Linked DNA regions of Homo sapiens: region 2 is linked to region 1. A link is an interaction called in ENCODE POLR2A ChIA-PET data of the cell type or tissue named here. Cell type or tissue: MCF 10A. All regions are shown on one strand. Each heading gives the region's core, and the rest is flanking DNA. Links, peaks and the distances in the headings are about the cores only.

Region 1 (12,760 bases), core at 2,201-10,200:
GCTCACAGCACTGGCTTCCCAGGAGGACACAGCCCACAGACTCCTCCCCAGGTACTCGCTGGCTGGCGTGCCCTGCCCACTCAGCTCCTGCTCAGTGTCCTCCACCCCTACTGGCAGTGAGTTGCTCTGCTGGAAACACACAGCAAACCCAGCAGCCTGGTCCCATCCCTGGCACACCTTCTAGGGCTTCCTGAAGCTCTGGAGAGAAAGCCCTCCCTAATTATGGTCAGGAGGGCTTGCCTGCTCCTACCCCATCTTCCAGACGCCCCTTGCACTCCACGCCCTGCAGCTCACACTCCTGTCATCACCTCCTGCTACAGGGCCGTTGCACATGCTGCTTCCTCTCTCAGTGGCTCCTCCCTCCCCCTGCACAGGGAGCTCCATCATATGTCAACTCAAGCCCACTTTGTCAAAAAAGCTTCCCAACCTCCCAGACCTGCTGAGCTCCTTGCATCCCAGGGCTCCATGCTGGCTTGTGCCTCCTTTTCCTCACACTGTCCATAGCTGCAATTTCACGTGAGCTCGTGTGATGTCTAACTCATGCCTGTGTTGCCTCTCATCTATAAATTCCACGAGGGCAGAGACCGCATGCCTTCTAGCTCACCACGGGATCCTCAGTGCCTAGAACAGTGTGTGGCACACAGAAGGGTTGATGCAGGAACATGCTGGAAGGACTCTGAGACCCCAGGTCAGACCAGACCCATAGCAAGGGGATCTTGCAGACACAGGAATGCGAGGGCGGGGCTGTGTCTTGGGCTAAATGAGGTTTTTTGTTTCACTAGCAGTGCTTTCTTATAAACAAGCTATCCCCTGAGATCTTCACCTCACTGCTGTTTATCACGTAGAGAAAAGAATGGCCCCTCTTTCATCACAATGGTCTGACCGAGATTGTGACTACTGAGTAATGTGGAGTGATAACTTTGAGACCATTCTACTCCAGGACTTCCACTAATTATTCTGTTTGTTTTTGAGACAGAGTCTCTCTCTGCTGCCCAGGCTGGAGTGCAGTGGTGGGATCTTGGCTCATTGCAACCTCTGCCTCCTGAGTTCAAGCAATTCTCCTGTCTCAGCTTCTGGGGTAGCTGGGACGGCAAGTGCGCACCACCACACCAGGCTAATTTTTGTAATTTTAGTAAAGATGGGGTTTCACTATGTTGGGCAGGCTGGTCTCGAACTCCTGCCCTAACTGATCCACCCGCCTTGGACTCCCAAAGTGCTGGGATTACAGGTGTGAGCCACCGTGCCTGGCCCTTCCACCAATTATTTTAATGAGAGAATGGAAATGCTCTCATTATTTATGTTGATTATTTTAAATGAAATTGAATAACTGATAGAACAGCTTAAACACAGATGAAAATTTTAAACCATCTGAATAAAAAGGAGCAATAACAGTTAATCGCTCCCAGGTAATATGTAGTTTAACAAGGACAGATGTAAGATAACCTGTAAAAAGGAGAAAGGGCCAGGCGCGGTGGCTCATGCCTGTAATCTCAGCACTTTGGGAGGCCAAGAAGGGAGGATCATGAGGTCAGGAGATTAAGACCATCCTGGCTAACACGGTAAAACCCCATCTCTGTTAAAAATACAAAAAAAAAAGCTGGGCGTGGTGGTGGGTGCCTGTAGTCCCAGCTACTTGGGAGACTGAGGCAGGAGAATGGTGTGAACCTGGGAGGCGGAGTTTGCAGTGAGCCAAGATCATGCCACTGCACTCCAACCTGGGCAACAGAGCGAGACTCCGTCTCAAAAAAAAAAAACAGAATCAGGAAAAGGGAGAGAAAGCTAGAAAAAAAATAGAATATATCTAATCTACAACTAGATATGTGTCTTCAATATAGGATTCAAACCGGAGCGCATAAGGCCCTCAGCTTTCCTCTCCGTGAGTTCTTGACATTCAGAAGATATTCTCTATTTTATCACATTTTCCCCTCATTAAAAGTAGTCTGTGCCATTTGACAATTATTGAACAAGACCACTTAATAATTCAGTTTGGTTTGTTTATATCTATTAGCATGAGTTTTGAAAATGAATGTAATCACAATCTTACCTAATAGATACTTGTTATGTTTCAGAATGCTATGAACATCATCAATTTTTCTCACATGTGAAGAAATCTGCACATTAACTCAGGCAGTAACCAGAAGGCAGGCACCTGCCATTTTTGGGGAATATACTCAACGGCACAGACCCTGTTCTCCTTTATACATGTGACGTCTGCAACACCTCGAGAAAGCATTGGCACCCAGAAAACTCACTGACTGTTGGGGAACTAGCAGTGTTTGAGTGCTAAGTAGAAGAACTCAGGGACTCAAGAGGGACCCATCCCCTCACCTGGGACTGCAGGTGCACTGGTTCCCTGTGTGCCCCTTCTTTAGAATGAACTATGTCCTAAGCCCAAACGTACGAGTTTGATTATAGCTACTCATCCAGTATACTTTGAGTTTTGATCGTCACTTTTAGGAAGCTCTATCGTATTTTGTCATTTCATCCTTTACTCCTTAGAAACCGTCTAAATTTCAATTTGCTTCCATCACCCTTTTCGACTCGTAAAATACTATTGGTGACAACAGCGAAAGACACACACATTTCAGATCTCATTTCTTAATATTCACATGTTTTCAACGCACTTAATTCAATATATGATCTGGCTACATCCCATCTAGAGCTGGAGATTGTATTTGTCTGTGAGCCTAACTCTGTCTTCCTCTTCATGAAGTAGGGATTTCTGAATTGCACTGGGCTGTAGAGAAGAATGCAATAAAGAAGCGCTATTTCAAGTCTACACGACACAGTTGAAAGTTACAAATCCATCAAGATGGAAAGAATTGAGCTTATTAATGTCCTCAAATGCATTTATCTTAACATCTACATTACACTTTGCATGTTTAGAAAAATAATTCGGCTTGTAATTATCTTCTCATAAAATGTAATCATAAATGACACCATAACTCCGAAATAAACCAGAGAAAACCAGAATATTTTATGTGAAATTTAACATTCCACTGTGCTCTTTTTCACATTCCACAAGCTCAAATCATATGTCAGAGATTAACTCGGCCATTCTTTAATTTTGACTTTGTGCAGCAGATTTCACGTTATTTAAAAAGCTTTATATTAAAGTCATTCAAATGTGAATAATTGAAATTATTTTTAATGATTGTGCCATTAGAGACCAGACTTACACAGATCTCAAACTGACCTAGTTTTTTTCTTTCTTTCATCAGTTCGTTTTACCGGTGAGTGTAAACAGATTTTCTCTAATTAGATATGTACTTTTCAAGCAATATCAGAAAGTAGTTACCTTTAACATTTGTTCTTGACATCTGTCATCCCTGCGTTGTCTCAGAGCACAGGGACTTGCCTGTGATGTGTATACAAGGATCTTCTGCACACATCCCTGTCAGTTCTTCTGCCAGGAAGCCCTTGATGTCTTCTAACCTTTCATTGTGAGGAATGTACATTTAATTACCAGGAAAATGACTATGATGTAATAGGTCAAGACACGCGCAGCTTCTGCTAAGGAGGGGCTCTGCGTAGGAGCGGCAGTCGGGGGAGCGCTCCACAACCCGGCGCTCCAAGAGAGCCCAGGCGTCCGGAGCACAACACCAGCCTCCATTCCTTCCTGCTGGAGTGGGCAGTAGGTCCACCAGTAAAAATAAGTCAATTATAAAGGATATAAACATGCTTCAGACATTCAGAAATCTAGATACTCCTCAAATCACTAGTTTCGTTATAGGATCAACGACTTTTCTTTGGATTAGAATTTCCTCGTTAGAGGGATTTGGCATCTGTGATTTCTGATTTTGTGTGTGTGTTTGTAAAGTCCAGTAATTTATTCAGGTAACTGCAAAGTAACCTGAGTGTAGTGATGAAACAGGTTTTTAAAAAAATCTTGTAGAGTTGTATGACAGAATCTTTAAATGATATCCTCATAAAACACCTACAAAGCATGCAATTCAGGTCTCGTAGACAAAAATTTCTTCACACTTATATTATTATTTTGTATTGTTCTTATGTTGAGGCTTCAGTTACTCAGTATTTAATTAAACTGTATAATCTAGTAACAGGGACAATTGGCGTGAATGGGTCTAGGAAATTCACTGCTGACTCTTGGTGAATGTTGCAACTCAACCTCTGCAGCAGGGGTGAGGTCCCAGCGTGGCCCTGGGCTGACAGAGGTGCACGTGCAGAGGAGTGGAGAGAGCTGATGGAAAACATCGGGAAATGCCACAGTTAGGACTCAGCCTGGATTTGGAGGGTAAGCGGGTGCTTTCACTGAAGTTAATGTTGCAGAGCAGCAAAGCCAAGACCCTTCCATTCCTACCAGCGAAGCCCTCCCATGTGAGGATCAGAGAACAGACCCGAGTCTGTGGACACTTTCCTAGTAAGAATCCTGCTTCTCACAGGCCTGGGGTGAGCAGGTCACAGCCTTATCACAACATTGCCAGCAAAATGACAACGTGCGGGTCTGCAAACAGGCCCCTTGCTTGGACCCCGGCGCAGGTTCAGCCGACAGAACAAGGCTCTGGACAAGGTCCCCCCGTCTGGCCATCAGGGCTCTGCCCAGCACACTTTCCCCTTCAGTGGCTGCCCCACCAGCAGGACTAAAAATGGAGACACAGACAGCTAGCTTGGGAGCCTTTAAGCTATGCTGGACTTGGTGTATTTGATTTGTGCATCTCTAATCCTTTTTAGGCAGGAGGTAACGGAAATATTTGTACACTGTGAGGAACATCATAGCCCATGGTCTGAAAATAAGGAGGACACGTCTCATCGGAGCCACGACGTGACCTCAGCACTGACTTGTCGTCTCAGGAGAAGGAAGGGAAAGTGGAGTTCACATGTTGGGAATTGAGTGAACGCAGGCGGTCCTCACAGAAGCTGGAGAGACAATTTTCAGCTGTCTTAAAGAATTAAGAGCGGTGGTGTTTCCCTTCTGTTTCCTGCTCCTAAAAATTGGCTCCATTAGCAACCATCCATTTTGAGGGGGTGGAGCCACCATCGGCATTCAGGTGGTCGAGTCACCATCCGTGTTCAGTGGGTAGAGTCAACATCCGTGTTCTGGGGGTAGAGTCACCATCCATGTTCGGGGGGTAGAGCCACGATCCGTGTTCGGGGGGTAGAGCCACGATCCGTGTTCGGGGGGTAGAGTCACCATCTGTGTTCAGAGGGCAGAGGGGCCTCATGCCCAAACAGTTTGAGTGATTCACTCACAACACTAACATGGGTCAGAATTTTAAAACTAAACATCAAAGCACCGCAAATGTACATTGAGAATTCCCAAAGACTCCTTATAAAATACCCTTTGCAGGGGAGTGACAACATTTGCAGTTTGTAGTTTCTTTGGTGGCAAAGAAGGAATTGCACTTCCTCAGCTGTGGCGCCCCCTCCAACGGGAGTCTGCAGGCCGGATGCGAACCATGCCCGGGCTCCAGCCATAATCACAAACACTCGGCAAACAGGGTGTTTATGTGCTTGTTGAACAAGAATGTAAATCTTTTGGAAATCGGAGCTCACATAAGGTCTGGAAAGTTAGTCTTTTCCTCCTTCCCCGCGGTGCCCCTATCTGCTCGAGTCAGCTGTGTGCCAGCGAGAAGGAGACGCACTCGGAGAAGGCGTCCAAGCCTCTGTGAGCAGCGCCCACGCCTCTACTTGTGGAGCTGCAGAAGGCAGGCGGGAGGAGGCCGCTCTGACACCTGCTTCACCAGGTCTCTCAGAAAGCCTTGTGGAGGACTGAGTCCTGTGGAGCCTGTGACTCATTTGGAGCTTATTTGCTCAATCACTGCCACATCTTGCTGGGTTTTATTTTTTCCCCTCCACAAGTTGCACAAAATTCACCTTGAACATGAATCATGTGAAGTTTGTTTTTCTTCGAGGCCGCACCTGCTATTCCGTGCCATCAGGCTGGTGCTGCTTTGTCCCAAGCTTTCATTTCTTGGGTTAGGGGAAGCTGTCATATGGGACGAACTGAATACAGGAGTCCAGCCCAAAGACAGGGACTAATAATAAAAATGAAAGCAACTCCACGTGTATATTTACAAGCTTTCTTCCTGTGTTATCTCAGCTTTCACACTACCTGGGCAGAGTCAGTGCTATCCAGACACTCATTGCACGAAGAAGCTGAGTGGCATGTGGAGGAGGTAGTGTGTGGCTGCTGTCTAGGAAACAGAAGTGCTGAGTTGCAGTGTGTGCCCATTTCTATGGTGTAAATGTCCCTAGCCTGGCCAGTTTCAAGTTCCCAGGATGGCTTCACTGCATGGGAAGTTGGAAAGGGAGGGTATAGCTGGCTGCAGCCACCACTGGGAGAGATCCAGGAACTCACTAATAGAAGGGCTCTTCACTGAAAGACATGGAGTCAGGGGCCACGCCAGGCAGCTCTGCTCAGGGGGTGGAGCTCCTCACCGTTCTGACCTGCATGGCGCCCTCTTCCAGGATGAAGCGTAAACACGTGAAAGGCAGATGTGGGGAGCTGGGCTGTTGAAGCCCAGCACTCAGGCTGGGATGAGCTTCGGGTTGTGTTTTGCTCTGCAGATAGCCCCAGAGCTCACTGCTCAGGTTGCAGGAACCCAGCCCGTGGCAGAAGTCGGCAGCCACACCAGTGCTCTGCTTGCCTTCCAGGTGTTGTTCTATTTTTAGCTCCCAGATGTTAGAGCTTCTCCTCTCACCTCAGCCCACTCTCCGTTTATTGATTCCGATCCCTGGGTGGTCACTTTTGTCTCTTCTCAGTTAGGAAGGGGGGTAAGATCCAGAGCCACAGGTGAACTCGCCTGTATTGAAGTCTTTGGGCCAGGTCTGTAATGATCTGACTTCTCCCAGAACCCCCTCTTCTCTGGAAGTTCCAACTGTGCACTGAGCCCATTGTAGGGAGCATTTGAACCAAAACCCAGCGACACTGCTGACATTTGACTTTCAGCAAACCTTGATTGACGGTGACACACCATGCTTCGAGAAGGAATGAGCTGTCCCCCCACTGTGGATAATTGCTTTGTGCTAACAGTGGGATTGGCAGAGCTGCACATGTCAGACATGGGCCTGCCCAGGAACAAAAATGGCACCGGGAACCTGCCAGATCGCTCCCCGCTGCAGGGTCATTTCCCCAACCTTCTGAAGATGTGGGAACCTGCCAGACTGCTCCACGCTGCGGGGCCATTTCCCCAGCCTTCTGAAGAAAAGTCATCCGCTGCATCACACAAACTACTCTGGCCCTTGGCAGGAAGGGAGAGCAAGCCCGGGGTGGATCGTACAGGACCTGATTTATTTCCAGGGGACAGAGAGTCAGCAGCTGGTACTGCCGAGATGGTCAGAATCTATGTTGTCAAAGTTACTTTAAATTGTTTGTGTTCTCTGTTCCTCACATAAACAACTTCCAATGGAGAAATTAAAATGCAGCCACTTATTCCAACCAGGACAGACACCTTTACTGAGCCTGGACTTCTCGTTCTGGACACTGAGGTTGGCATGCTCTCTATTTCGTTCTGGAGGAACCCAATGGAATTGAGGCCAAAAAATGCCCACTGCATGGGGGCCACTAGTGCACCAAGAAGGCTGTTTCCTCCCCATGCCACTCCCCAGGCGAGTGAACGTAGAAGCACCTCACAGTGAGCCGACACTGTGAAGAGCCCTGAGCACCGAGGGCCCGGGAGAGCCTCGCGCTGTGGCCCAGGCAGGAAAATGGTGTGTGTTTCCCTGTGCAGGTCCCTGGGACCTGCAGCTGTGCGTTTTTTTTTATTATTCTTTTTCTTTCTTTCTTTCTTTCTTTTTTTTTTTTTTAGACAGAGTCTTGCTCTGTTGCCAGGCTGGAGTGCAGTGGCACGATTTGGCTCACTGCAATCTCCGCCTCCCAGGTTCAAGCAATCCTCTTGCCTCAGCCTCCCGAGTAGCTGGGATTACAGGCATGCACCACAATGCCCAGCTAATTTTTTGTATTTTTAGTAGAGATGGGGTTTCACTATGTTGGCCAGGATGGTATCCATCTCTTGGCCCTTGTGATCTGCCTTCCTTGGCCTCCCAAAGTGCTGGGATTACAGGCATGAGCCACGGCCCCCTTGTCGGAGCTGTGGACTTTTTAAGGACATGGGCAGCCAATTAGAAGCATGAGAAGTCCAGCTGGAAGGACGCAGGCAGCAGGCCGGATGCCTGGGAGCCAGCCCCAGACCTGCTGCTAACCCCCTGTGGAGTCTTGTGCAAAGGTTTAGCTTTTCTGAGGTTGAGTTTCGTCTTGGAGAAGGATGATCTCAGCTTTGACGATGAGAAGAGATGGCCCTATGTCTGGCACTATGTCAGATCCCCCACCTGGCTTCAGGGGAGGGAGGGCAGGCTAGGGGACAGTGTCTGAGGCTCAACAGAAGACCTCGGAAGCAGGAGCCTTGGTGAAGAGAAGTCTCGGGGCAATGACAGCTGTTGCCTTCCCATGGAGGTGGGGAGAAGGTGGGGTGGGCCTGGTCTCTGTCAAACGTCCTGGAATGGGGGTGGATCCATGGTAAAGAAAGAGATTTTCAGACATTGTCCTGGCTCACGTTGAAATGGGCAGCCCCGTGAGGCTGCGAGTTTGCCATCTCAGGAGAGGGGCAGTGGGATAACTTTCCCTCAAAGATCCTGCAGGGGTCGAGACAGGCACCCCAGGGTCCCGCTTAGGCTGTGACGATTACTAGGGTGGTGGCCTCGGAAGTCCGGTTATCTGATTCAGATCATGTGTCTTTTTTAAATTGTATGTACAATGAACAGAACCCATTCATTCATTTGTATCTCTATGTGCAATGGGTTATAATAGACTCTAGGATGTTGAGTCTCTGGAAGACACGACACTGTGTTTGGCAGATTTTACTGGAAAAAACATTCTGCATGAGTGATATTAGTTTTAAATTCCCACCCAGGGATGTTGGACATTGACTAATTCTCCCATCACCTTTTGTAAATGGGTAGGATCCCGCCCTACGTAATAAACAATCCGTATCCCACAACAGAGCCATCCAGAAACACCTTCGCTGAAATGATCCCAGCCTACATAAACCAAAGAGACGGTGTTCCCATCCACCTCAAATTTAAATTGATGCTTTGTTTAGCACCAAATAAAGTGCAGCTTTGTTAACTACCACCTTATCCTCCTGTCCAGGGAGACCAACTGATTGCTTCTTAAAGCCACGAATAGACAAAGTAAAAATCCATAGCTACATTAGTTGCAGGTTACTGGTCAATAAATGTTCATTAAACAGTGCACGGGTTCTATTCAGTCTACAATGTCATTTGTTTCCTATTTTTTATTAGCTTTGATCATACAATAAGGCTTTTTTTTTCTTTTCTTGGAGCAGTAAATCTGCATCAATACAAGTAAATCTCCACCTAACATGAGGCATTGCATCTTTATTAGTGAGAGAACAGTGCTGCATGCAAACTCCCTCCCCGGCCCTCCGTCCATCTCCACACTGCAGGGAGCGTCTTTGCAGAGGTGGGGAGAGCTGCTGGGCATCTGCGTGGAAAAGGAAGAAGGAACCGAACCATTAATGCTAATGGCCAGTTAGGGCTTGGAGCTTCCATGCGACATGGGCCTCTCCACTCAGGGACTCTCTCCCCTTTTCCATTCCTAACACTACCTGGGTCCAGTGTCTGGGGACTGCTGTGAGTCCACACATTTCTCCCACAGTCTCTGTTCAATGGCCCGACATAAGGAAACGGGGGACTCTTTCTGGCCCAGACTCAGACACGATCTCTCAGGGTCTGGGGCTCTGCGTGTATAAAATGAGTCTCCTGAAACTTGTACAACTCAGGAGTTAGCAAGACCGGGAGGAGTAAATGAAATCTTGAGTGTGAAGCCAGCATCAACCTGTCTCAGTTACTGTCCTGCCCACCTTGACTGTGCATACCTCAGTCACAGTTTCTAAACTGAGATACTTCATCTAAACTGAGTCACTTCATCGTACATTTGCATTTCAATAAAAAATATCTTATTTTTTTAAGGAAAAAAGTTCCCTACTATAACACTTGTAAATCAAACGGGGGGAAAATGGACATTTACTTTTTAACTTTTCATTCCAAAGAATGAACAACTCATCAGATATTGGGCAACCTAATCGTTGAAAATCTTCATTTGGAGGCGGGGGCCCTCCAGTGAGCAGGGAAACCACCGTGAATGGAGGCTGTGTGAACATTTGCATTTGAAAACAATTGATCTTTCATTTGCTCAAGAAATATATACAGGGTTATTTTTATTATTCTTTCACTGATTTAGTTCAAGTTCCTGATGCTCTTCTGGGAAAAAAAAAAAAGATTTTTACTCAGTAGGGGGGCCTGTTGCAGTCCACAAAAGGTCAGATTAGAGTGTCAACATTTGTCTTATTGTAGCACCCAGAGCCCTGCATGGGAAGTGCCCCTACCACCCTTGGAGAGCTCTGGGATCACCTGGAATTCACGAAACCACCTTCCCAGTGGGCACCCAAAATGCTCCTCCCTTAGGAAGAAATTTATAAAGCTCAAACTTTAAAAAGCTTGATTACGATACTCACCTAATATGCTTGAGTCTTAACCGTCACTTTTAGGAGGGTTCTGCTTTCACATTTCATCCTTGACACCTTTGAAATATGCTAAATTTCAATTTGCTTCCTTTATCCTTTTCCTTGGCAGTCTCTCAGGATTCTAAAGAAAAATGCAGCTCTGCTGTTTCCCAGCTTGCTGGGACAGGAGATGGGGTGAGTCCACCTACACAGCTCAACTGGGGAAGGGAATGAGCCCAGGGGCTTGGGCCCACAGCAGAAGGTGCCTGGCCCACCCCGTCTCTGTCCCGCAGCACGGCTCAGTGACCGGCTCCGGAGAATCACGTTCCTCGGCAATTGTGCCTTTGTGCTTAACTTCATTTTTTCCTATGATGCCAAATTACAAGCAATTTGGAAATTTCAGGAAAAGGAGACTGAGATCCATTTTTAAAAAATAACCTCTCTGACTTGAAAGTTTTGATCAAGTCCCGATTGTAGAGTTCAACTGTTTGTGTTCAGAAGGAAACATGGCACTCATTAGCTTGAATATCCTGGACACATGGCTAACAGTCAGTAGGAAAAAAAAATTCTGAGAAAATGGTGCAAGCCAGATGGGGTTATTGCACCGTTGTGTGAAACATGGGCTTATTTACCATAATGGGAGCGAATGCGGCCCCATTAGCACAGACGGCCTTTCCTGGGATGATGTCATAATTGGCCTTAGAAAGCATTCAGCCACATTTAGCCACTCTCTAAAAATTAAACTCTGGTTTTAAGTTGCCCCATGCATAGGCCTGGCAAAATACAGTTTTTAATTTTTAAAAGAAATGTATATATGTGTGTGTGTGTGTGTGTGTGTGTGTGTGTGTATGCTAGAAAATTCAAAACGCCCCTTGTAGAGAGCCTCCCCCTTGCATGAGCTCATGGAGACGATGGTTTATAATCCTGGTGACACCAAAGTGACCCTTTCAAACTGGAGAAAATGCAAGCAGGGGTTTGAAAAGAACAAAAGAGAAGCAGTAAATTAGGGGTAAATAACCAACTCCAGGCACTTCTATTTTCAGCCCTGAGAGAGGAAGCGATAGCAGTAAGGAGGGCTGTGTTTCTCCATCCGACCCCAATGCTGGCTGGAACCCACTCCCCGATGACCACTGCCCCCGGCCGAGCCCCTACAGTCACCTGGGGACAAACCTACCCACCAAAGACCCAACACGTCCCTTCGTTCCCCTTGGGCCGAGTGCTTAGACTTCTTCCCCAGGCGGCAGGAGGAAGCAAACAAAGGTGGAAGGCTTGCCTGGCATTCCTCCTTGTCCTCAAGCATTGGATCATTCTCCTGCATCGTCTCCTCAAATCACCCGAAAAGGTAAGGACTGCCCTGTTCTATCCAGAGGGAGTCTTCGCCACAAGGGCCATCACTGCCCTACATGTTTGGACAGCACATTTTTCTGCCATCTTCACAACCATCTGCACGTTTGGGGTCCCAGCCAGATGCCCAGGTGAGTGTGGCCGAGCTGCCCGCACGTCCTCACTGTGGGGCTCCAGGGAGTCATAGGTTCCCGTGGGGGCTGTGCCCTGGGTGTAGGGACTGAGTGGGTTTGAGAGGCAGCTGGGACCTCTGCTGTTCTGCAGCACTGCCCCTGCCCTCGCACCTAGGGCTTCCACCCTTGACTGTGGAAAGCCTAGATGTCTCCAGACCTGTCCTCAGGCTGCCACTCCACTCCCAGGCAGCTCAAGGTGGCATCTGTTTCCTGTTCTCAGTGCCAGTCCAGCCCAGTGAGCATGCACCACCTGCCCCAGGTTCAGGTTCACTGCAGAGTGCTCCTCTCCCATGGCCTCCCCATGCACCCTCACCCCTGACATCCAATGCCAGCCCGGGTCCCCAGGCCACTGGGGTTCTTCCCAGGACCTGGCCATGCACAACTCTGGACAGCAGCCAAGGCACAGAACCCGTGGCTCCCACGTGGCTCCTTCTACAGGAACATCCAGCACCCATCGCCACTTGCTGAGGGCTCCCTGAAGGCCCACTCAGAGGCTCCCCCTCCAGCCCTGATCCCTGTCAGCCTAGTCCCTTAGGCCAGTATAGCTCCTCCTGCAAGGAGACAATGCGCCACGCCTTGTTCAGTCCCTAGAGTCACTTTGCACATTGGCATTCAATGAAGATGTGGTTGTTTCTAATGCCTTCAATTAGGAGGCCAACCTTTTCCCAGTGTGGGCCAAGGCACACGGGCTTTGTGCTGCCCAGAGAATCGGGCCTTGCAAGGTGAATGCTGATTTCTGTGTGCTCCAAGTCCGGGAAG
Region 2 (12,760 bases), core at 2,235-10,234, 52 kb after region 1:
TAGTTCACAGAAGTTTAAAAGTTTCAATCTACTCTTACAGAACACAAACTTAACCCTGACACAGGAGCTTGGCTTGAGTAGAAGCGGGGGAGAGAGAAGCAGGAGAGGCAGCAGTGCAGAGAGACAGAAGGGACAGCAGGAGCACGACTTCGTCAGCAGCAGGAGAGATGCTCCGGCCAAGTTCTCACTCTTGTCAACTCAGTCAGACTCTGTGAGTGGCACCCCTCTCCCCTCTCTCCTGGGCCATTTGCTCTTTACCCTGGGTGGGCTCATTCCTTGGTTCCAGACTCAGTAATGAAGCACCTCATTAGAGAGAAAGCCTGGGTTTGGGGAGAGTCAATGAAACCAGAGCAAATTTTGATGCATTGCTTAAAACAGATGAAGAGGACGAGCAAAGGGGAGACATGTCTCTTAATTCTATGTGAAAACAAGGATATTTATGTATAGACTTCGCTCTTCAGGCATTGTAGAACTGACAGCTAATTATGCAGCCTGGATAGCATCTTGCCGAAGATGAACAACTCTGGTGGACCAAGTGAAGGCCAAACTAGTGATGTCCCAGCAGCGACTTTGAAAAGCCAATCAACTCTACCACTAAAGAGGTGATGTTCCACACAAGATGTGGCTGTGCTGCTTGACTCAGAGGTTCCATTTAGCTCTGCAAACAATGTGGTCAGCTACCATAACCACAGCAGGCAGACCCAAGCAAAATGGGATGGCATCAGCAACTTCCACACTCCAGGGCCCAGCTACTTTGAAACATTCTATTCTTCAGCTTGGCTTCTCATAGGTGGAAGAGGAAATCTTCTGTGCTTCAGCTTGGCTGCTCATGGGTGGAAGTGGAGGGTGCATAGTATTGTCCATGCAGTAGCAAGCACTAAAGGCCAACAAGAGTTCACCAAGCTACAGCCACAGCATGGACCATAGACACTGCATTTTCTTACAGAGTCATACCCCTTAAACTTGCCCACATTCTGTGTGTGCAGCATCTCAGTGGTTAAGATTTTAAAAAAAGAAAAAAGAAAGAGAAAGAAGACAGAAGAAAAAGAAAGAAAGGAAGAAAGGAAGAAAGAGAAAGAAAGAAAGAGAGAAAGAAAGAAAGAAAGAAAGAAAGAGAGAAAGAAAGAAAGAAAGAGAGAGAAAGGAAGGAAGGAAGAAAAGGAAAGAAAGGAAGAAAGAAAAGGAAAGAAAGAAAGAAGGGAGGAAGGAAAGGAAAGAAAGAAAGGAAAAGAAAGAAAGAGAAAGAAAAGGTTAATCAGAAAAGGCTGAAGCTTGGACTTACATCTTTTACATCCAAGTCCTGTTAGCAAAGAAGTCACCCAGATCATTGAGCCAAGAGGAGGGACGCTGAGCTCCTCGTCATCCCAGTGTGGCTGTGGACACCGAGCCTAGAGATGGGTGGTGAGGGTACAGCATCTCACTCGGCTTGGAGAGCTGCAGGGGCCGTGTACACAGGCAGAGGTGCCCTGAGCCAACACCAAATGGTGGGAAGTGGCTGGAGGGAGAGCAGTGCTTCACACTGAAGAGTCCATGTCTTCACTAGCAGAAGTCCTCTTTCTCCATGGCTCATAGAAAAGCTGAGAATGTTCTTCCTCCATCACCGGAACCCTATTTATGGGAAGTGTTAAGAGGAGCCTGTGACGGTGCTCGACAAGGAGAACAGGGCTGCTTTCTTCCAGAGTTCCTTCGCTCATCGTCTCCTGGACATATGAATTATAGAACAAGTTTTCATGTCATTTTGTTTTGTGTTGGGATTTCAGATGAGCCACTGGGAAGCAGAAAGCAGAGTTGTGTGAAGTGTGTGCACTTCAGCCTCATTCTAGGCTGTGCTTTCTCCACGGCCCCCTTCTCTGTCTTTCTCAGCCCCTCCCTTCAATGATGCCAAATAGCATTTTATGTCGACATACAAGGTGCCTTAAATTATTTCAGGATCAAGATGGGGCATAACTAAAAAATAACTTTTATTTTGCAAATTTGATTTAAAATTTTGGGGGCCTAAAAATGTGTACCTGCAAGGAGGAATATTTAATCTTAAAATAACTGCCTTTCTTAACATAAAAGTGCTATGTGTTTATCAAAAAACAATCAAATAGTACAGATACCAACAAAGAAGAAAGGCAGATAGTGAGCATTTGAGGACTTTGTGCATTTTCAATATAAATACATTTTGTTCAACGTCCTCCAGAAAATCTGCAGCCTAGGATGTGGGTGCCCACCTCAGCAGCCTTCCCCAGCCCTGCACATCAGCCATAGTTCAGTATTTTCCAGTTTAAGATATAGGCCTTTTATTTAAATGAAGGTCATATTTTCCACTCTCAGCTGGATTAAAACTTTGGGTGGGTTACAGGTCCTGCGTGGTGTGTGGCTGCTGCTGCAGACAGTCTGTTCTTAAACCTTGTCGAATTTTCTGTTTAGATGTTCATGGCGTTCTTGGTTTGGAGAGCTCTTTTCTTTGTCAGAAATGTATTTTTTTTTCATTTTGTCATTTCATTTAACTTTATTTTTGTTTTTATGTTTCAATGAACGTTAAACTTTCATGAGCCAAATTTTTCATTCTTTTACGGGATAATTAAGATTTATATTCGGAGAACCCTTCTCACAATCAAACCATTATCACCAAAATTCTACTGAGTTTTCTTCCTGAATTTCTGCTGTTTTATCTTGCATCCTTGCACATTTAATCACCTTAATTTTATTTTTGTGTAAGATGTATGCTTGTATAAGATACATTTTTCACAATGTATGTATCTCTTGCCTATGTGCCTTTCTTCTGAATGGCTAGCCAAGATGCCCTTCGGTGGTGAGCGTCCCACCACGGCCTCACTGATGCAAGCCCATCCTTCCTGACATGTTAGATGCCACTCCGCAGATCATCTTCCCCGAGCGAGGAATTCAAGCCCATTTGTTGTTTTGCCTTTTCCTAGGCAAGTGCTCAATTATTGTAATTACTGGAACTGTTTTGTAGAGTAATGTGAATAACTCACAGAAGAATTTTTAAATAACTCATCTATGAATTAAAAAAAAGGTAATGAGTTATGTACAACTCACATTAAGCCAGGAATAGAAAAGTAAAAGAGAAACATTTGTATCAACAAGTTGGGAAAAGACACAGAAGGCAGGATTATCAAATACCGTGTTGACACAAAGTTGGGAGAGATGGCTAATGCCAAGGAACAGAATCCGACTTTAAAAAGAAAGTGGGGGATCAGAATTAACAAGGTAAAGTCAGCGGGTAACTGCAACACAGGGCTCTTAGGTTTAGCAGAATGATTCCCCTTGTACTGGGCGGTAAAGCCCCAGATTAACGTGGTCTCTTGTGAAACAGACGGAGGGTTTTCATTCACCACAAGGGCAGCAGCAGCCAACAGGGCGAGTTTGGGCGGCACCACCGTGAGTCTGGAAGCCCGTGGAGGGTGCCTGCAGCCCTCCCTGCTGCTGCCAGGCGTCTCAGCACTGATGTCCCCCAGAAACCCACGATGGCCTGCGGACGGCGGTCCACTCGGGACCCAGTACATCTGTGGGAAGTAATCACCTGTGTTTAAGGCTAGAACTCTCATGCAAGTGTTCGTGATTTTAACAAATGTTCTCTGGAAACTATGATTTTAGAAAAAATAACTCTTTACCAACCAAAATGATGATATTTAACAAGCAGACCACTAAATGCTTTTATAAAAGGACCTCTTGAGAATATTTGAATTTTACTGGTGTCAACTAAGTTGAACATAGGTGGAAGAGAAAAAGAAATCCTTAAGTTTTATGAAAGTTGAAGGCAGAAAGCTCATCATTCTAAAGTCATAGGTATCTCAGAAATGAAAATCTCATTGACGATGCAACATGCTAGAGTTGATAATGAAGTAAAGGTACTCCTGAAAAAAAAAGGAGAATGATAAGAATATAAATCTGAAAATATACCTGGATCTCATTCCAGAAAATAAAAGGTAGAGACTAAAGCAGTTTGGAAAAACTGATTTAGTTTGGGAAACAGAAAAAAGTGAGGCAAGAGAGAAAGGAGAAGAGAAGGAAGAGAAAAAGGAGGAGAAACCCCAGGGGAAGGGACAGTACTGATTCTCGAAAATATCAGATAAAGGGGTGATTTACCAGGGAAACACCAAATCAATATTAACCCAGCTCATAGTCACCCTAGGTAAGGCTCAGCCCCCCGAGCCTGGGTCCAAATCTAGACCCTCCTCCCCAAGGGATGAACCTGCCCTCCACTCCTAATTTAGACAACGCAGAATCTGGAGGAGGCTGCTCCCCAGTGCGACTTCTCCCCCATGGTGGGAAGAACCCCACAACTCATGGGTGCCGGGGGTTGTCAGCTTCCCCGCCCGGCCCCCACCATCTTCCCCAACACTCATGGGGGTGGGGCTTCCACTGGAGAAAGGCGTGTCACAGCCTCGTGTTGAGTTGAACCTCAGAAAGCGCTTTCTCCTGGAGTCAGCATTAGGGCCGTCAGCCGCATCTACAAGGTATACCTGAGCTTTTTTTATGAGGTGGCCTTGGAATCCCACCTCAATATATAGTTCAATATAAATGAACTTCTGAAGTTAAGCCCAATCATAAGCGACACACAACCCATCTTTGCCACAACTACATTTGCTAACTCCTGGGGTGATCACTTCAGTGCTATAAAAGCCACCTTTGATGGGAGCCGAATCAATTCCAAATATTTCCCTTGAGACCTCTGGCTCCAGGAACTCCTGCGTGGAAGTCCGTGGGTCTCCTCGGGCTGAACCTGCTCTTGCCTCTCCACCGTGTTGCCTAGGCTGTGGTGGCCTCAAGGCGTTTGAACTGACGCTACTGGGCAACGGGAAGGTGGTTTGTCCCAGGTAAAGTCACAGAATAGGCAGGGCAGGTGTCCTCAGCGTCATGTGCTCACTCGAGTCCAGGCTGGTCAAGATTTCAGCCACGTTCAGACTCCCCTCTGCTCTTACTCAATGATTTTAAATGACGGATAAAAGTCATACGGTTGTTTGTTTACTTGACTGAACACAGTTAGGAAAGTGTAGGGTTGTATTGTCATGTTTAATTGCTACCAAAATATTTGTATGTCGAGTAAACAGTTATAGATAAAGAAAGACATTGTTTGGAAATTGGATTAATTAGTATTTAATTGCTATAACTTGCAGTTAATCCATTAATATTAGGAATGTAAGCTTGCAACAAATTAGTCACAAACAAAAGAAACCAACAAGGAATGAAGGATCTTTTGCCAAATCCATAACCCAAGAGAACTTGGCCCTCCTGCAGCTTTGAATGAGTTGTTAGGAATCTCAATGTATTTACATGGGTGAAAACTGCATTTCTCTTTCTAACCTCAAAGGTCTTCTTAAATGGCTTAGGTACATTCAGCATGAGTTCTGATGACTCAGAGGTGATGCACGTACCTTGGCAGGAGTGGGTGCCTTCAACTTAGAGGACATCTGAAGATAAGGGCTTTCCAGGAGGAGGGAGGAACATTTCAGGTCTGTTTGGGAGGACAAGAACCCCCGACTATTCACTGCCTGCAAATCCAAACACTTCCTAGCAAATCTGAAAGCTTGGGTTCATGCCAGGAACAAGTTGTCTAATACAGAGTCTGTCCAGGAGGGAGTGGGGACCCTGGCTATGGAGTCTTGTTCTGGTTTATTCTGCCTTGGTCTGGTTGAGTGGATTATCTGTCCTGCCTTCTCTGACTGGGAGAGCTTGGAAGAACCTTCAGGGTGGATGCATTCCCAGAATCCACACTCAGCAGCACCCAGGAGACTCGAATGGGACCTCAACCCAAAGTCGAGGTGAACCCAGCCAGCTTTGCCTCACACTGGGACCCAGGACTGAGGCCTTCCTGGCCCCTGAGCACCGGGGAGCTGACTCCAGTTGCTAATCACACAATGAGGCCCCAAAGACAATGGGGTTTCACGGCAGCGCCACAGCTCCCTCCCATTCCCTTCCACCACCAGCAGCTCTTAAAGGCCTTCCTGAACGGCTCACTGTCAGCAAAGCCAGTGTGTGCCCCGCAATCCCACAGACAACAAAGCCGGCAGCAGCATTTCACGCGGGTGATGTCACCCAGGTAAAATTGCACTGACAAGCTTTTAATTAAAGTTTTCCCACACGTCTCTCCGCAGGTCCCCGGAGCGATTATTCATTATGTACGGACTGCCAGCCAATTGTGAGTTGGGAGGGAAGTGTTTTATTTTCAAAGCTCTTGCTGACAGCTAGAGAACACTTTGTTGTACAATCTGTTTATGTTTTTTCACATATGCACACACTCACCCCCGTCTTGCTAAAGGGGAAATGGCGGTGCAGGGTGGTGAACGTGTGTGGTAGTAATTACGTGCACCTGCTGCTGAGGTGACTGCATGGGGGGTAGCCAAGCGCCCTCCACGAGCGATTGCCCCCATCTTGACGAGACGCCCCCAGCTGGTCAAGGAGGTGTGACTCCAGGAAAGCACAGGTTCAAACTGGTGCAGAGGCTGCCGCTGGAGCAGGGAGGCTCCCTGGGAAACGTGGGCGCAGTCACCAGCAGGAAAAACAGGCGCCTGCAGGAGGAGCAGCTAGGGAAGTCTGGAGCAGGCTTTTGTCCACACGAAGATGCTGCCCACGTCTCTGTCTCTGAGAATCTGCTTCTGAAGAAAGAACCCAGATTCCAGGAGTGAGAGTGAGACCTATGAAGTGACCGGGGGCTTCTGTGGCCCCGGGTTCCGCCTTGTACAGTTTCTGGGGAGGAGCACGGCTGCTCTGCTGTCTCCCCATCACCACGACCACGACATGGGAGGGGTCGAAGGGGACCCACTGAGGATAGGCGGTGTGCAGACATACGTTTCCACGATGACCTTTGGGCCACTCCTGGCATCCCCTGCCAGGCTTCCATGGCACCTCCTGGGAGCCATGGGGGCTTCAGGACTGGGTTCTCATTCTGACTGTGACCTTGCTGGCTGTGGGGCTTCACATGCATAATGTATCCTCCCTGGCCTCAGTTTCCCCACATGTAAACTGGGAATAGGAATAGCTAACTCAGGGGGTGGGTCACGGCTGAATCAGAAACTGAATTCATGGTGAGGGATGCGGTTCTTCAATCCTGAAAAGCACGGCCAGTCACATGCATCCCCCCAGAAAATGCAACGATACCATGACACTCATGCAGGCCCTTCCTCTCTTCTGTGGTAGCTCCAAACTGGTGCAGACCAAGGATTCCAAAACCTCTGGCCCATCTCTTCACCTATCTTCCAGTCAAAATTATCTGTGATTTGGACAAAGAAAGCATATGCACATACATGCATTCAGCTGGACCATAGGGCTCTGCTCTTGTGCACATACAAGAAGCGCACACGCTGCAGCCTGTGGAGGTCTCCCAGGGTCCCCTGTGGCCCAGCAGCCATCTTCGAACTTTCACCCAGACAGGCTCATGCCCTGCCGGCAGCACTTCCTGCTCCTGCATCGCTTGGCCACAAATCCCTGGTGGGCTCTGAGCATCCCCATGGCAAGCTATGAGGGAGGAGCTTGTGCTCAGTACCCTCAACATGGCAGGGGCGTGCTCAGGATGCCTGGTGGCCACAGCTCAGCCACCCGCTCTCTCTCTGGCCTCCTACATCTCCCTCCAGCTCCACTGGTCAGCTCTTCTTCCCTCTGAGCCTGAAATCTTACACAATACATTTATTTACTTATTATTGTTGTTTGTGTTTTGAGACCGAGTCTCATTCTGTCACCCAGACTGGAGTGCAGTGGTGCAATCTCAGCTCACTGTGACCTCTACCTCGTGGGTTCAAGTGATTCTCATGCTTCAGTCTCCCAAGTAACTAAGATTACAGGCACTCGCAACCACGCTTGTCTAATTTTTGTATTTTTTACTAGAGACAAGGTTTCGACATGTTGGCCAGGCTGGTCTCAAACTCCTGACCCGAAGTGATCTGCCCACCATGGCCTCTGAAAATGCTGGAATTACAGGCGTGAGCCACCATGCCCGGCCATTAGATAGTAAATTTAAAAAGAGCCACTGCACCGTGCAGAGCACCATGAAGATCAAACCTGCATTCACACCCACCCTTAGTGGGACGTGGGAAATCCATTGGTTCTCTTTGCCACTGCCCCGCCTGGCCGTCACATTGCTAGGACCTTGTCCCACTAGGGGGGACCCCCCTCCCTCAGCTCAGGAGTCCCACCCAGGATTCAAGTGACCTCAATAGCACAGAAAAACAGTTCCTGAAACCACACTGGGTCTTTTATGAAGCTGTGTGCAGCTCAAGGCTTTCATTCCCTGCATGCTTCCTGCTCCCCTTCCAGGTGCAAGGTGCAGGGCAAGGGGCCAAAATCACAATTCTGAGCAAGAGAAGCAGCCCTGATCTCACTGAGCATACAGCCCAGCCACGGGCATGACACTGAACCCAGCGCAGCGAAGCGTCTGGGCGGAAGCCCACAGGAGCACAGCCAAGCCAACCCTAGGAGCCAGGAAAAGCTTCTCAGGGGCCTAGCATGACCCCTGACACTGGAAGGCAATATAGGAATTACTCTTATAAAGGGAAATGAAAAGAGGGAACCACATAACAGGAACACGGGTTACCAGGGCCCAGGGAAAGACAAGGAGAGAGGGAAAGAGGCAGGGAGGAAGGGAGGGGAGCCAGCAATGGCGCATTCGAGAACCTTGGAAGGGTGCCATGTTCAAGGCTTGGGCCTATCAGAAGAGCAGCACAGGAAGGAGGTGGCTGGAGGCACCAAATTGCTAAGCTGCAGATAACACTGCCGGGGCTATGGGCTGGTACATGGCCTGTTAGGAACATCTAACAGCAAGAGGTGAGTGGCAGGAGAGCAAGCGAAACTTCATCTGTATTTACAGCCACTCTGCCTTGCTGGCATTATCACCTGAGCTCCACCTCCTGTCAGATCAGCAGTGGCGTGAGAGTCTCATAGGAACACAAACCCTACTGTGAACTGCACGTGTGAGGAATCTGCACTGTGCTCCTCGTGAGAATCTAATGCCTGAAGATCTGTCACTGTCTCCCATCACCCCCAGATGGGACTATCTAGTTGCAGGAAAACAAGCTCGGGGCTCCCACGGATTCTACATTATGGTGAGTTGTGTAATTATTTCATTATATATTATAATGCAATGATCATAATAGAAATAAAGGAAACAATACATGTAATGGGCTTGAATCATTGTGAAACTATCCCCTTGCCCCATCTATGGAAAAATTGTCTTCTGTGAAACGAGTGCCTTGTGCCAAAAAGGTTGGGGACCACTGCTCTAGGGCACGTGGCTTTATCTTAGATGCAATAGAGCCCCTGAAAGTTGTGAGTGATAAAAAGCACCATCTAACTTGCCTTTTAGAGATAATTTTCCAGTTGCTGGGCAGACAGTGGTTGAGAGAGGAGGCAGGGGATTCTTGGGAGGACTTCATTGTCACCCAGGAGTGGGAGTGGTCTGCTGGGACAAGGCAGGGCAAGTAAGGATGGACAGGGACGGCTGGGGGCAGCAGGAGAAGGGATGCCACAGAGACAGGCCTGTGCAACATGTCCTGTGAGCTGCATGGAGGGCTCTGATGCCTGGTGAACATGTGTGTAAATGCATGAATCAAGGATGGATGGATGGATGGATGGATTCTATTGATGGATTAGTAGAAAAACATTGATTCTCAGTTATCTGACAGTTTCACTCTTTAGAACAGGTTTACATAATACATGAGGCAATTTTTATTAAGGCCACAAAATTGATGATCCTTTCCTGAATTGCAGGCTGTAAGTCCCCTCCTCTTGAATCTCTGATGGCTTGTGACTGCTCCAGTCCACCTGGTATGAGGGAAGTATATTATAGGATGCCGGAAACTCATCCAGAGAGGCATGCAGTGTCCACCCTGTTCTTCTGGATGGTCATGCTGGAGCCCAGGATCTCAGGAGCCTTCCAGGTTGGAGAAGCCTGGCCATGTGGAATCCTCGTGGCTGACAGTCCAAGCTGAGCTCAGCTTTTTAGCACCAGGTGGCTTTGTTTTGCTAAGCTATTCTTGAAATGAGTGTGTTCCCAAACCTTGAGAACAGCCCCAGGCCTCATGTATTTCCACTTAGGATCCCAGATATTGTGAGTCAGAGACACACCGTCTTCTCTGTGCCTGTTTAAATTCTTGAAATCTGAATACATGAGCCGAATGAAATAGTCGTTTATGCCGCTAACTTTTGTGTGATTTGTTTTTCATTAATAGGAACTGGAACAGAATTTGGCCGCTGGAAGTGGGATGCCACCACAATAAAAACCTAAAATACATGGCACTCATTTTAGGGTTGGAGAAAATTGGAGAGCCTTGAGGAGACCATCAGCAGAAGCTAGGCAGATTTCACAGGAGCTGCCAGGGAAAACGCAATGAAGAGAATAAAAAACGTTACCAGAGGAAAGAAGATTCCTGCTATATGTGGTAGAAATTTAGCAAAACTGTTGCCTGCAATAATGTAGAAAACACAGGCAATGAAATGATGGACTAGACTAAAGAGATTTTTTGGGCAGAATGTTGAAAGTGTCAACTGTTTTCTGTTAGCTGCACATCAAAAGGTAAGGATGAAGAGGGGTGAATTACCAGAGGGTTTATTCAGTTTTCAAGGAGAATTTAGAGAAAATATAAAGAAGCAAGACTTGTTAGCTCTGGGATTAAACTATTTTACATATTCAGGCTCTCCAGAGAAATATTGAAGGCAGTGCTTCACAGATTCTTTCAAACTAAAAAAAATCTCCTAAGAGTCTCAAGACTGTGCCTCGAAGACCTTGCCTGCCAACAGTAGAACTTTTAGGACCTTAGGGGTGTTTCCAACCTTATCCTCAAAGGAGTTTGAGTTAGAGAAGGGCTTACCTTGGAGAGATTTTTGGGTGTGGCTTTTACTAATAGAACGAGTTATAAATGGATACAAAGGAAACCCATAATGCTTTTGAAGAATTTATATCACCTTGGACTGAAGCAGTATAGAAGCAACATGAAATGAAAAGAGTATTTTGGAGTGATAACATCTGACATCATGAGGTAGGTTGAGAAGGGTATTCAGTTATAAATTCAGGTCCTTTCTTATTTTAAAAAATAATAATAATAAAGTGAGGGGGGAGAGGGGGCTTAGGGTGTAAGCCAGAACCCAGATGGCTGAGCCAAGAGCCACAGAGAACAACCCCAGCAAATGAGATGATGTCTTAATCAGGGATCAGAGAAAATGCACTTGGTCAGATTTCAGAATTGCTGTGGTCCAATGACTCACATGTGCTTTCTTCCCCCATCCCATGAATAGTGGTATCTTTAGATTTCAGAATTGCTGTGGTCTAATGGCTCACACGTGCCTTCTTCCCCCACCCCATGAATAGTGGTATCTTTAGATTTCAGAATTGCTGTGGTCCAATGGCTCACACATGCCTTCTTCCCCCATCCCATGAATACTGGTATCTTTAGTGGCCAACCTGTATTGTCCCATCATTGGAGATTGGGAGAGGGGCAAAGATAATTTTCACTTGTGTTCCCAGGTCAGATTGAGAGAAGCTGTACCAAGGAACCATGCACAGAAGCCTCAGCCTTACAAATTAAATGTAAGTAATGTGTGGCCAGAAAGCAGACTGTAATGTTCTTTTTAAGAAAGATGACCATGAATTTTTTCCACATGTCTCTTGTTGTGATATAGAGTCTATGTCCCCTCTTCTTAAATCTAGGAGGGCGTGCATTTGTTTTCATTTACATGCAGCAAAAGGCATTCTTCTGATTTGTGAGGTTACTCTACATGAAGTGATCCAGCTTTTCCCTCCCTGCTACATCCTGTCTGAACTCCTTACCTACAGAACCCGTGAGACCCCAAAATGGATATTTACTGGCACGCTCAATATGAGATCCTGTGCCGTCATGCAAGGGGCTTTGTTATCCTAAGGCCCATGACATGAGCAAGTCCACAACAGCAGAGGTCACATTGCCCAGGTCTACATTCCTAGCCAAGACACATGACCAAAGTAGCCTCAGGTGACTCCATTCCCCACTGCACCCATTGGAATTCACCAGAAAAACAGAACCAGCAGGAGAAAGAGATGCAGATGTAGACAGAGATATAATAAGAGATTTATGTCGTGTAAGAAAAATGAATCTCGGGACCCCAGACTCACTAAGCCAAAGGGAAAGTCAAGCTGGGAACTTGGTCATGCACACCTGCCTCCCATTTTGGTTCCTAAATGAGATGCCTACAAAGATGAAAAGCTCACACTGTGCCCACCAGGAAATCCCTTGTGAGTCTCAAGATCTTTACTCTACAGCGTTTCTGTTTAGGTGCACCATGGCAATGTAAATTGATAGCTTACTCCACAGGTGCGGGACCAAGGACAGAACTCAAAGTCATCTCTCTGCTCACCTGAAATAAATGCACATCTGACTGTTTCCTCTGCCCGATTGTCTATCTTATCTTATGTAAAAATGCAGATTCACTGAGCCAGACAAAGGCAGGAGTGACTATTCCCCCCAACCCCACATGAAAATTGTGCATTTCTCAGTATCCCATCCTTTCCCTTTTAAATATTGGAGCCTTCAAAATAATCTTCTGAGAAAGGCATAGACCTGTCTCCTGGGCACATGTCCTTAACTTTGACAGATAAACCTCCTAAAATGATTGGAGACTTGCTGAGGTCATTTTCCTTGATTAACAATCTCAAGGATTGGCTTTTGCCATTGTGGGGGCGGGTAAGTCTGAAATCCATAAGACAGTTGAGCAGGCTGGAAACTGTCAGGAAGGAGCTCATACTGAAGCCTTAAGGCAGAATTTCTTCCTCCTCAAGTAATCCTGT

What was found. ChIA-PET counts read pairs that join two places held together with the same protein. Peaks named below come from ENCODE experiments on the same cell type or tissue, not always from the same donor. Only the 100,000 strongest peaks of a DNase experiment are listed, where the experiment ranks them.
Region 2: POLR2A ChIA-PET joins it to region 1 with 15 read pairs; 2 of 35 experiments call an interaction of 5 or more read pairs at or near these places.

Annotation. Positions count from the first base shown.
Region 1 is chr5:2,628,500-2,641,259 of GRCh38, forward strand. No RefSeq gene overlaps it. Among named protein-coding and RNA genes, the nearest start is that of LSINCT5, 78 kb to the right of the region's middle. RefSeq lists enhancers at 6,804-7,623, 12,242-12,760. In MCF 10A, for the core only: no CTCF peak of the experiment used is centred there; a DNase peak (open chromatin) is centred at 5,762.
Region 2 is chr5:2,680,485-2,693,244 of GRCh38, forward strand. No RefSeq gene overlaps it. Among named protein-coding and RNA genes, the nearest start is that of LSINCT5, 26 kb to the right of the region's middle. In MCF 10A, for the core only: no CTCF peak of the experiment used is centred there; DNase peaks (open chromatin) are centred at 5,417 and 10,017.